Linked DNA regions of Homo sapiens: all the other regions are linked to region 2. A link is a contact called in ENCODE Hi-C or POLR2A ChIA-PET data. All regions are on one chromosome and are shown on one strand. The core of a region is the stretch at or near the end of the contact, and the rest is flanking DNA. Distances in the headings are between cores, read along the strand shown.

Evidence for each region. A loop is a pair of places that touch in the nucleus more often than their neighbours do. ChIA-PET counts read pairs that join two places held with the same protein, here RNA polymerase II (POLR2A). Pooled maps may share reads with other maps.
Region 1: a loop to region 2 is called in a map of CD4-positive, alpha-beta memory T cell, with 6 times the contacts of the local background. The contact joins the promoter of CENPV here to the enhancer-like site in region 2. A Hi-C loop is called at or near these places in 2 of 168 maps with a recorded cell type or tissue (CD4-positive, alpha-beta memory T cell and ascending aorta) and 6 of 50 pooled maps. POLR2A ChIA-PET finds 5 or more read pairs at or near these places in 10 of 52 experiments (AG04449, CD4-positive, alpha-beta T cell, CD4-positive, alpha-beta memory T cell and 7 more).
Region 3: a loop to region 2 is called in a pooled map, with 2.2 times the contacts of the local background. The contact joins two enhancer-like sites. A Hi-C loop is called at or near these places in 1 of 50 pooled maps. POLR2A ChIA-PET finds 5 or more read pairs at or near these places in 5 of 52 experiments (GM10248, GM12878, HEK293 and 2 more).

Annotation. Positions count from the first base shown.
Region 1 is chr17:16,351,203-16,354,992 of GRCh38, reverse strand. It overlaps CENPV (centromere protein V), which reads left to right and starts at 1,524. Exons shown (of 5, transcript NM_181716.3): 1 at 1,524-1,966. The coding sequence starts at 1,557. RefSeq lists silencers at 1,315-1,464, 1,525-2,134.
Region 2 is chr17:16,265,814-16,269,686 of GRCh38, reverse strand. The region is part of intron 2 of PIGL (phosphatidylinositol glycan anchor biosynthesis class L); the gene reads right to left. Among named protein-coding and RNA genes, the nearest start is that of MIR1288, 14 kb to the left of the region's middle. RefSeq lists enhancers at 1,435-1,484, 1,505-1,644. Within about 2 kb of position 1,771, at least 5 of the 41 ENCODE cell types and tissues checked have a DNase peak (open chromatin) inside an H3K27ac peak, as active enhancers do; they include GM12878, where a contact is called at or near this core.
Region 3 is chr17:16,197,831-16,201,270 of GRCh38, reverse strand. The region is part of intron 1 of NCOR1 (nuclear receptor corepressor 1); the gene reads left to right. Among named protein-coding and RNA genes, the nearest start is that of NCOR1, 16 kb to the left of the region's middle. Within about 2 kb of position 1,935, at least 3 of the 41 ENCODE cell types and tissues checked have a DNase peak (open chromatin) inside an H3K27ac peak, as active enhancers do.

The DNA.
Region 1 (3,790 bases), core at 275-2,774, 86 kb before region 2:
ATTTGCACGTTGCTGTGTGTAAACCATAATTCCAACAACAACAACGACAAAATGGCAAGGTGGGGCTCGGTGGCTCACGCCTGTAATCCCAACACTTGGGGAGAACTAGGCGGGAGGATCGCTTGAGGCCAGGAGTTAGAGACCAGCCTGGGCAACATAGGGAAACCCGGTATCTACAAAACAACAATAGCAACAATTCGCTGGGGCGGGGGGGGGGGGGGGGGGGCGCCGCCTGTTGTTCCAGCTACTCAGCTACTCCAGAGGCCCAGGCGGCAGGATCGCTTGAGGCCAGGAGTTCTTGGCTACACTGAGCCGAGATCCCGCTACTGCACTCCAGTCTGTCAGATCCTGTATGGAAAAAAAAAAAAAAAGACAAAATAGTTAAACTATGCCTTTAATTCAATAAACTATTAAACTAACAATACCATGAAGAAAATCAGAATAAAGAAGAAAGATAGGCTGACGCAGGAGAATCGCTGGAACGGTGAGGCGGAGGTTGCGTGAACCGAGATCGCGCCACTGCACTCCAGCCTGGCGACAGAGTGAGACTCCAAAAAAGAAAAAAAAAAAAAAAAAAAAAAGAAAGATAGGCTGGGCCCGGTGGCTCAGGCCTGTAATCCCAGCGCTTTGGGAGGCCGAGGCGGATGGATCACCTGAGGTCGGGAGTATTCGGCACCAGCCTGACCAACATGGTGAAACCCCGTCTCTACTAAAAATACAAAATTAGCCGGGTGTGGTGGCGAATGCCTGTAATCCCAGCTACTCAGGAGGCTGAGGCAGGAGAATCGCTTGAACCTGGGAGGCGGAGGTTGCGGTGAGGCGAGATCGCGTCACTGCACTCCAGCCTGGGCAACAAGAGCGAAACTCGGTCTGAAAAAAGAAGAAGAAGGAGAAGGAGAAGAAGACTATCTGGGTTCCATCAACGATTCTCGTGCCTTTTGTCTTTAAACTTTGGTGCTGCCTTCATCAAAATCATACTAATGAAATTCGACGCGCGGGTCATTCATTTAATTAAAATGAAACCCCAAATCTGTTGACTATTGGTATCCTCATGACACTGTTCTATAATGTGACAGAAAAGACGAAGGTGAAGAACTATGGTTTCGGCCGCTGTTACACAGGAGGTAGCAGGTGGCAGGCCGTTTACACAAATTAGCTCGTTTTTGGAGACGAAGTTACCCCAGGCTGCCCGCTCGGATGAGCCTGCGAATTCAGGCCCAACCCAGGCCCCTCCAGGTCGGGAAGGTACGAAGAGCCCGCTGGATTCACACAGGGCAGGGGCGCCTTCGCAGGTGCGAGTGGATTCTGGGTATCGCGAGCGTAGGCCCAGGCGCAGCCCCTCTGCCTGCGGGACTGAACAGGCAGGTGCGTCCCAGCGGCCGGGCGGGCCGGGTCTCCCTCCTGCGGGCAGGCGCCGCGCTGCGGGGCGCGGCTGGCGGAGCGGGGCAGCCGGGCGCAGCGCCCCCTGGGCCTGAAGACTGGCGGGCGGCGGGGGCGCGCGCAGGCCGGCGGGGGCGCGCCGCGCTGCGAGGCCTGCGCGCCAGGCTGCGGGAGCCATGCGGCGATCGAGGAGCTCTGCGGCCGCCAAGCTGCGCGGGCAGAAGCGGTCCGGGGCCTCCGCGGCCCCCGCGGCCTCCGCGGCCGCTGCCTTGGCACCCAGCGCCACCCGCACACGGCGCTCCGCTAGCCAGGCCGGGAGCAAGAGCCAGGCGGTGGAGAAGCCGCCGTCGGAGAAGCCGCGGCTGAGGCGCTCGTCGCCGCGGGCCCAGGAGGAGGGCCCGGGGGAGCCGCCGCCGCCTGAGCTGGCGTTGCTCCCGCCACCGCCGCCGCCGCCGCCGACTCCCGCGACCCCGACGTCCTCGGCGTCCAACCTGGACCTGGGCGAGCAGCGGGAGCGCTGGGAGACGTTCCAGAAGCGGCAGAAGCTTACCTCCGAGGGTGCCGCCAAGCTCCTGCTAGACACCTTGTGAGTGCGGCGGGCCGGGGGGCGCGGGAGCCGTTGCCACGCGGACCCCCTCGGCAGGAGTCGGGCTCGCAGCCCGCGTGCAGGCCTTGGGCGCCTTTCAGCTCTGAGCCTTCCACGTTACGGAGCCGACGCGGCTCCCCCGTTAGCACTGGGGTTATTCCTTAATTCTAAGGGCGGCGGGGCGGGGCGGTGCTTCTAGGGCTGTGTGGCCTGGGAATGGAAAGGGGGCTTCGTCCGGAGCTTGAGGGCGCGCGCAGCCGTCTTGGGACACAAAGAGTCTTTCCCGGCCATAAGCATCGTGCTCGGGGACGTTGTCTCTTGCTGGCGCGCAAAGGGTGTGGGGGCCTTTCTTAGTGAAAAGAACATAAATCCCACGGCTTTCTCTTACCCGAATCCCCTTTTTTTTTGTGTTTGCACACGTGTTTTTGAGGGTGGGTGGAAGGGAAAGGTAGAAGCGTTGAAGGAAGCATGAATAGTTTTGAACTCACTGGGAAGCAAAATCCCGTCATTGTTCCAGGCACTGCCAGGGAGGGAGCAGGGGGCGGAGGTTATTGATCCGGGAGAGAAGCGCGCGCGAAGAGATGCTCCGGCCTCGCGCGGCGGCGGGGATACCTACGTAGGGAGGCTTTTATGTGCTCAGCCAGCTAATGCTCCCTGCCGCTCGCCCTCCTGGCTGCTCCGCAGTCTTTTAGATGGCCCGAGGAGCATCTCGAGTGTCCGCGATTTGGGAAAGAGCTTTTAACTGGGCTGTTAAAGGGCTGCCTTCTTTTCTCCAAATGCGATCTGGATTCCTGCCTCGGGGAACAGTTGTGCTACAGAGAGATATTTTAACGCCCTGATATTATATTTCAGTGTCAATTTTACGAATTAAAAAGAACAATCAAAACACTAGGGGGAAAAAACCGACAAGAATAACCTAGCAATTGCATAACCTGAGAATTACTTCTTTTCTTGAACATGTTCCTTTGAGCTTCTTGCGGAAGAAATTCTCTTAGGATGAGTCGTCCCCGACAGAAGATACATATTTGGTTTTCTGTGTGCTTCACTTTTTGGTTTTTCATCTTGGACTGCACACTGAATTTTTAAAAAACGTTCATCCATCAAACATTTGAGCACCTATAGGGTGACGGCTGCCTCTGGGCAGAAGGAATACGAAGATCCTTAGGAATGTAAAACTCATGGTGTCTTCAAGGCATACAGAAAAAAAGAAGAATGTAAAACTCAAATTTGAGATAAATTTTTATTTTAAGACAAACTGATAAATGGTCAAGAAAAAGTTTTAAAATATTGACATAAAAAAGCTGTTTTTCTCCCACTAGATTGCCATGACTTTGTACTTATAAAGTCTACTAAATTATATTCAAAAAGTGTGTATAACTGTACCATTTTCGTTAAAATATTGTGTAGAAAAAAGTTTGGGGGAATATATAACAAATAATTAACTGTAGATCCCTCTGGGTGTAAAGATTACAGGAGGCTTTCACTTTGAGCACTCTCAAATAGTGTGAAGTTTGGAGTTTTTACAATAAGCATTATGTGTGCAGAAAAAATTAAAATACATAAACGTAAAGAAACATGAAAAAATGATCAGTCTTAATCATGCAAATTAAAACTGCAGTGAGCTATTTTTCCTATAATTATTGCCTGAGACTGTACAGTGAAATGTTTTCTCATTTATTTATCGGGTAAGGGTGTTCAATCCTTTTGGAAAGCGATTTTAAGACATTTATCAGATCTTAATGTTCATTTCTGAGTTTGGCTTATATATAAGCTTTAAAGGGTTAAAATTGTATGTAGGCTGGGTGAGGTGGCTCATGCCTGTAA
Region 2 (3,873 bases), core at 522-3,021:
AATGCCCCAGGTAATTCTAATTTTTTTTTTTTTTTTTTGAGACGGAGTCTCGCTGTGTTACCAGGCTGGAGTGCAGTGGGTGATCTAGGCTCACTGCAACCCTAGCCTCCTGGATTTAAGCAATTCTCCTACCTCAGCCTCCCGAGTAGCTGGGATTACCGGCACATGCCAACACACCCAGCTAATTTTTTTTGTATTTTTAGTAGAGACGGGGTTTCACCATGTTGGCCAGGCTGGTCTCGAACTCCTGACTGCAGATGATCCACCTGCCTCAGCCTCCCAAAGTGCTGGGATTGCAGGCATGAGCCACAGTGCCTGGCCTGCCCCAGGTAATTCTATTGCACCTAGGCTGCAGATCAACCTCTATATTTTACAAAACACCACTCTAGTCAGTCTGGATGGAGACTGGCCATGTAAAGCCTAGGCTATAGAGGCCATATGTGTCAGCTAAAGCAGAGATGACAGACCACATGGCCCTATGTGTACCTTTGAGAAGTTACTTAATCTCCCCCGACTCAGTTTCCTCATCTGTAAAATGGGAGTAATGACAGCATTTACTCCTAGAGAATTTAACAAGTTAATAAATTTAAGGGATGTAGAATAGAGTTGGACAGAGTAAAAACCTGGCTGGGCATGGTTGCTTACGCATGTAATCCCAGCACTTTGGGAGGCTGAGGCGGGCAGATCATTAGGTCAGGAGATCAAGACCATCTTGGCCAACATGGTAAAACCCTGTCTCTACTAAAAATACAAAAAAATAGCCAGGCGTGGTGGCACGCGCCTGTAGTCCCAGCTACTCAGGAGGCTGAGGCAGGAGAATTGCTTGAATCCTGGAGGCAGAGGCTACAGTGAGCCGAAATTGCGCCACTGCACTCCAGCCTGGGCGACAGAACAAGACTCCCATCTAAAAAAACAAATAACAAGAACAACAAAAAAACGCCAGGCGCAGTGGCTCATGCCTGTAATTTCAGCACTTTGGGAGGCTGAGGTGGGTGGATCACTTGAGGTCAGGAGTTCGAGACCAGCCTGGCCAACATGGTGAAACCCCATCTCTACTAAAAATACAAAAAACTAGTCAGGCATGGTGGCAGGCGCCTGTAATCCCAGCTACTCAGGAGGCTAAGGTAGGAGAATCGCTTGAACCCAGGGGGCAGAGGTTGCAGTGAACCAAGATGGCACCATTGCAGTCCAGTCTGGGCAACAAGAGCGAGACTTCATCTCAAGAAAAACAAAACAAACAAAACAAAACAAAAAACACCTAATATATGTCAGCTATGATAATTATTAGGCTGCTAGTAATGTTTCACTTAAAAGAGGAAGAGGAAGTGGCAACAGAAGGGAAATGGCTCAGAAGCAAATATCTCACTTTACACCACTGTCTTGCACTATGTTTGTACTACTATTATCCCAATATCATAGCATGCAGCTTGGGGCCTCTGATGCCTTTGAGTTTTCTATCTATAATGCTCTTCTCCTGCTTCTTCACAAGCCTACCTTTCAACTCATTCCCATCTCGGCTCAGGTCATGTAGACCAGTCATCATCTTCAGGAGAACTTTCCCTAAATCTCAGGTTAGACAAAGTACCTCTCTTCTGAGATCTTTCTCTGAACTTCCCCTTGTGCTCCATCTCTGCTGTTACCACGGCATGGTGAATATTTACAGTCTCCTCCCCTCCCTGGTCTGGGAGCTCCTTGAGGGACGAGTCTGTTCTGCTTACCAGTCTAAAGAGTCTGCTCTTTGTCTGCTCTTGCCTGGAGTAGAGTTAAGTAGAGCAGAGCCTGCCTCCACCAGGAGAGCCTGGGACACCTTCTTTACCATGGCTAGTATTACACAAACATTCTGGTGCTCCAAGTTGCACCCCCTGGGCTGGCTCTTAGTGAAGATATTGAGTCTAAACTTGGGGTCAAAGAAAGACTAATTGCCAAGTTAGAAACCACAAATTCGGGTTAATTTCTTTCCTTTTCTTTTTTTTTTCTTTTTTTCTTTTTTTTGATATGGAGTCTCACTGTGTTACCCAGGCTGGAGTGCAGTGACACCATCATAGCCCACTGCAGTCTGGGTTCAAGTGATCTTCCCGCCTCAGCCTCTCAAGCAGCTGGAACTATAGGCGTGTGCTACTATGTCTGGCTAAATTCAGGCTAATTTCTGAGACCTAATGGCTAAAGAACCCCGACAATATGACCACAGTTGACCCTTGAACAACACGTTTGAACTGCGTGGGTCCACTTATACAAAGATATTTTTTCAACAAAAGTTACACCAAGTGTGCCTGCCTCTCCCGCCTTCCCATCCACTTCCTCCACCTCTTCCGCCTCCCCATCCACTTCCTCCACCTCTTCCGCCTCTGCCACCCCTGAGACAGCAAGATAGCCTACTCAATGTGAAGACAGGGATGAAGACCTTCATGATGATCCATTTCCACTTCATGAATAGTAAATACACTTACTCTTCCTTATGATTTTCTTAATAACATTTCTTTTCTCTAGCTTACTTTATTGTAAAAATACAGTATATGATAAAGATACAAAATATGTGTTAATTGTTTAGGTTATCAAGAAGGCTTCTGGTCAATAGGCTACTAGTGGTTTGGGGAATCTAATCTTTTATGTAGATTTTCAGCTGCATTGGTGGGAGTTGGCACCCTAACCCTCTCATTGTTCAAAGGTCAACTGTAGTTCTAAAAACAATTAAAAGGAATTGCTGGGATGGTGCTGTTTGGAATAATTCAGAGATCAAGGAGATTCATAAACTTAATTTCCACGACAACCCCCCCCCCCCCAAAAAAAAAGAGCAAGGCGTGGTGGCTCACGCCTGTAATCCCAGCACTTTGGGAGGCTGAGGCAGGCAAATCACGAGGTCAGGAGATCGAGACCATCCTGGCTAACACGGTGAAACCCCGTCTCTACTAAAAATACAAAAAAAATTAGCTGGGCATGGTGGCGGGCGCCTGTATTCCCAGCTACTCAGGAGGCTGAGGCAGGAGAATGGCATGAACCTGGGACGCGGAGCTTGCAGTGAGCCGAGATAGCGCCACTGCACTCCACCTTGGGCAACAGAGCGAGACTCCCGTCTAGAAAAAAAAAGAAACTATTATCTGTTGAGCAGCTCCACTTGTAAGTCAGTCTACTAGGCAGTTAAAGGTCTTGATTCGGTCAACATAAGAGGCTGGTGATGTGAGTACCACCTCACTCAATTCATAGATATGAAGCCATGATTTCAGTTGCCCAAGAGTAAGAGTACCTGGCACAATAAATGAAGTAATAGAAGATATTCATTCTTTTTTTTTTTTTTTTTTTTGAGATGGAGTCTCGCTCTGTTGCCCAGTCTGGAGTGCAATGGCGCGATCTCGGCTCACTGCAAGCTCCCTCTCTCAGGTTCAAGCGATTCTTCCGCCTTAGCCTCCCCCATCATGCAGGGCTAATTTTTGTATTTTTGTAGAGATGGGTTTTCACCATGTTGGCCAGGCTGCTCTTGAACCACTGACTTCAGGTGATCCGCCTGCCTCAGCCTCCCAAAGTGCCGGGATTACAGGTGTGAGCCACCACACCAGGCCAGAAGATACTCATTCTAATTCTGGAGATGAATGAGGTTATGTAAAACAGCACTGAGATTTTTCTAGAAAGAGTCATGACAGCCAGATACTTTATCTTGGTGTGTTTTTCAGACATGTCCTCTCACTTCTCTTCAGGATGAAGAGTCCTCTCTGGGTGAAAGGGCCCTCAGTTCCCCTTCCTCATGGTTAGTACTGAGGAGAAGCTGCCCAGGGATGGGATGATTCCTAACAGGATACTCAGGACTTTTACTCTTCTTAAAGTACAGGGTCTATAATGCTCTTCAGGGCATGGGGGGAAATGCGGGGTCTGAAGCCCAGA
Region 3 (3,440 bases), core at 686-3,185, 69 kb after region 2:
ATATCCTTATTAAAATTTTTCTTTCAATATCATACTTTATAAGAGGTAGGATAGGTTAACTAAAAAGCTTTTTCTTTAGCTTCTATTTGTTTCTCTGTCTTTAAGTAAGATGTCATGATGTCAAAAGAGGCTGCAAATAAAATACCTTGTTAATGGCATTCTCCCAGATTGGATCTTAACCAAAAGGCTGAGAAGCAGTAGCTTTTTTTTCCCCCCAAAGGGAAGAATGCTTTAGTTTATTTTACAAGAGAAAATTTATTACAGTATAGCACCACTCTGGTCTTGTACAAATTACAGAATTCACTTAGATAATTTCTAGTCTTTCCTCTCCTGCATGCTGGGCTCTGTAATAAGTTTAGGAGGTCGGCTTTCTTTAAATTATCCCCAGGTTGGAGGATTTTGGGTGTTGGGATGCCCAGGGTGGTGGTCCTTCTTAGCTTTGTCTTGCCTAACATACTTTTAGAATTGGTGTAGAGCTGGACAGCTTTGTGGGAACTGGTGTGACCTAATTTTCCTCAGTTTAATAACTAATATTTTAGCATTTGAATGTCATAAAGGCATTGCCCTACCCCATACTTTTGTATCAGTAGGTTTTATTATTTTATCACGTAAAAATTACATATTTTGTGGGATCCTTTTTCTGCTTTGGTGAAATGTAGGCTTCACCTCTATTGTGACGCTTGGTGGATTCATTCTTGCTCATCTGAAGTGGCATCTGCAGTCCTGCCACAGTGAAGTATATTTTTAGCTTTTTTTTTTTTTTTTTTTTTTTTTTGAGATGGAGTCTCGCTCTGTTGTCAAGCTGGAGTGCAGTGGCACGATGCCAGCTCACTACAACCTCCGCTTCCCAGATTCAAGCGATTCCCCTGCCTCAGCCTCTCGAGTAGCTGGGACTATAGGTGTGCACCACCATGTCCGGCTAATTTTTTTTTTTGTGGGTGTGTTTTAGTAGAGATGGAGTTTTACCACGTTGGCCAGGATGGTCTTGATCTCCTGACCTTGTGATCCGCCGGCCTTGGCTTCCCAAAGTGCTGGGATTACAGGTGTGAGCCACTGTGCCTGGCCATTTTTAGCTTTTTTTCCAAGATAGCTTAGGCCACCTTGAACACCTTTGCATAACACATTTTGGTTATGCAAAAATTGTGGGCCAAAAGCCAGGAGTTCCTGCTGAGAGGAAAAATTGCTTTTTTTTTTGGCAGGATAGTATTTGAAATTTTGTTGTTGCAAGATTTTCCTGTTGAGTAAATATGTGTGCGTTTATTTAATATGAGAGGATTTAAAAAGGAACTTAAATAGATCAATTTCATTTTGCAATATTGTATTACCTGTTTGCAATATATAAGAGGCTAGTTCTGGGTTTATCTGTATAATTCAGTTAGAAGTGCTGTTGTCTTTTATGACAGTGACATATAATTATTACTATATTATTCCCATCCTAAAACATTATATGTTGATATTTAAGAGATGAGGAAGTTGCTTATAAAATCTCGATCAGATTTCTTAAACAATTCGTAGAATTTTTTCAGTTCATGAGTCAACCATGTAACTACCCTGAGTTAATGAGTTTTGGTGCTAAGAACTGAAATTATAATTTGATACTGCCACTTAAGGTGCTCCCTTCCCCTTCAGTCTGAACTTTAAACTAGATTCTTTTATTTCAGTGGGTTTCAAATGTAAAGTATTCTGCCGAGGTATCTTAGTGAGCCAGGACTAGAGTGAAGGGTGGAGGGAAGGATGGGAAAGGGCAGGGGGAGACTGAAAAGATGAATCCTAGGTCTCCCATTCTTACTAGATCGGAATGTTTCTCCATTGTATCTTTTGTACATTTAGCTTTCATTTAAGACTTTTGAGGAAAACATTCTGGTTAAAAAACAAAATCTGAGCACTGTTGCCGTGTATCTCATGGATAAGTTTTGAGGAAGGAGGTTGTCGTGGTCTCCAGGCTGCAGTTCATGCGAGGACAGGAAGGGCTTGCTTTGACCTGTAAATTTGTATGCTAGTAGGGGCTAATTTCCTGATTTTGCTAGTGTGTGTGTGTGTGTGTGTGTGTGTGTTTTTTTTTTTTTCCTTCTGTATTGGGCGGATAGTACTTTTAAAGAAAACTGACTTTTTTTTTTTTTGAGATAATAAAGTTAAACTTCACTAAAGTCATACCACAAAACGGACAAGGAAGGATTACTGAGATGAGGGAAAAAATGGACAAGTCACTTAACTTGTGACTTTGAGTGACATTGAGTGTAATTGTTGAACTCAGGACTCACCATAGCTGAAAGTTAAACAATGTGCATTAAAAAATTGTACCTCATGGGTTTCTAATCATTTAGGCCACTGTTAGAAAAAAATTGGATGACCCTGGGTTAAAATCTTTTTTTTTGCCTCTTCATTCCATTTATAGCTTTATTTATTTGGGATATCTGAGTTGGGAGGAGAGTGCAGAGATAGATAACTTAAAGCATGTTTTAGGACAGCAGATCAGAATTAGTTGGAAAACTTTTACAAAATGCATGAATGTTCATATAGTGAAATACTCTTTTTTTTTTTTTTTTGACAGAGTTTCACTCTTGTTGCCCAGGCTGGAGTGCAATGGCACGATCTCGGCTCACCGCAACCTCTGCCTCTTGGGTTCAAGCGATTCTCCTGCCTCAGCCTCTCGAGTAGCTGGGATTACAGGCATGTGCCACCACGCCTGGCTAATTTTTATATTTTCAGTAGAGACGGGGTTTCACCATGTTGGTCAGGCTGGTCTCGAACTCTCAACCTCAGGTGATCCACCCGCCTCAGCCTCCCAAAGTGCTGGGATTACAGGTGTGAGCCACCGCACCCGGCCCATATAGAGAAATACTGTTTAGCAATAGAAAGAACCATAAATTGATGAGAATAATTGCCAAGATGTTTTTTTTTTTTTTTTTTTTTGAGACGGAGTCTCACTCTGTTGCCCAGGCTAGAGGGTAGTGGCGCAATCTCGGCTCACTGCAAGCTCTGCCTCCTGGGTTCATGCCATTCTCCCGCCTCAGCCTCCTGAGTAGCTGGAACTACAGGCGCCCGCCACCATGCTTGGCTAATTTTTTTGTATTTTTAGTAGAGATGGGGTTTCACCGTGTTAGCCAGGATGATCTCGATCTCCTGACCTCGTGATCCGCCCGCCTTGGCCTCCCACAGTGCTGGGATTACAGGTGTGAGCCACCGCGCCTGGCCAACCAAGATGTATTAAGTAATAAAAGCAAGATACAGAACAGTGTGTTTCTAGTATGCCACCATTTACATAGGGGAAAAAGTGTGAGTGTATGTATGTGTAGGATATTTCTAAAGGACACTCTAGAAACTAGTAACTTTGGTTGCCTTCTGGGAGTGTAACTGGGTAGCAGCTGGAGAAGAAGGGCGAGGAGATTTTTCGCTTTATATTCTGCGGTACTTTTTCTTAAGTCCTACATATAATATTT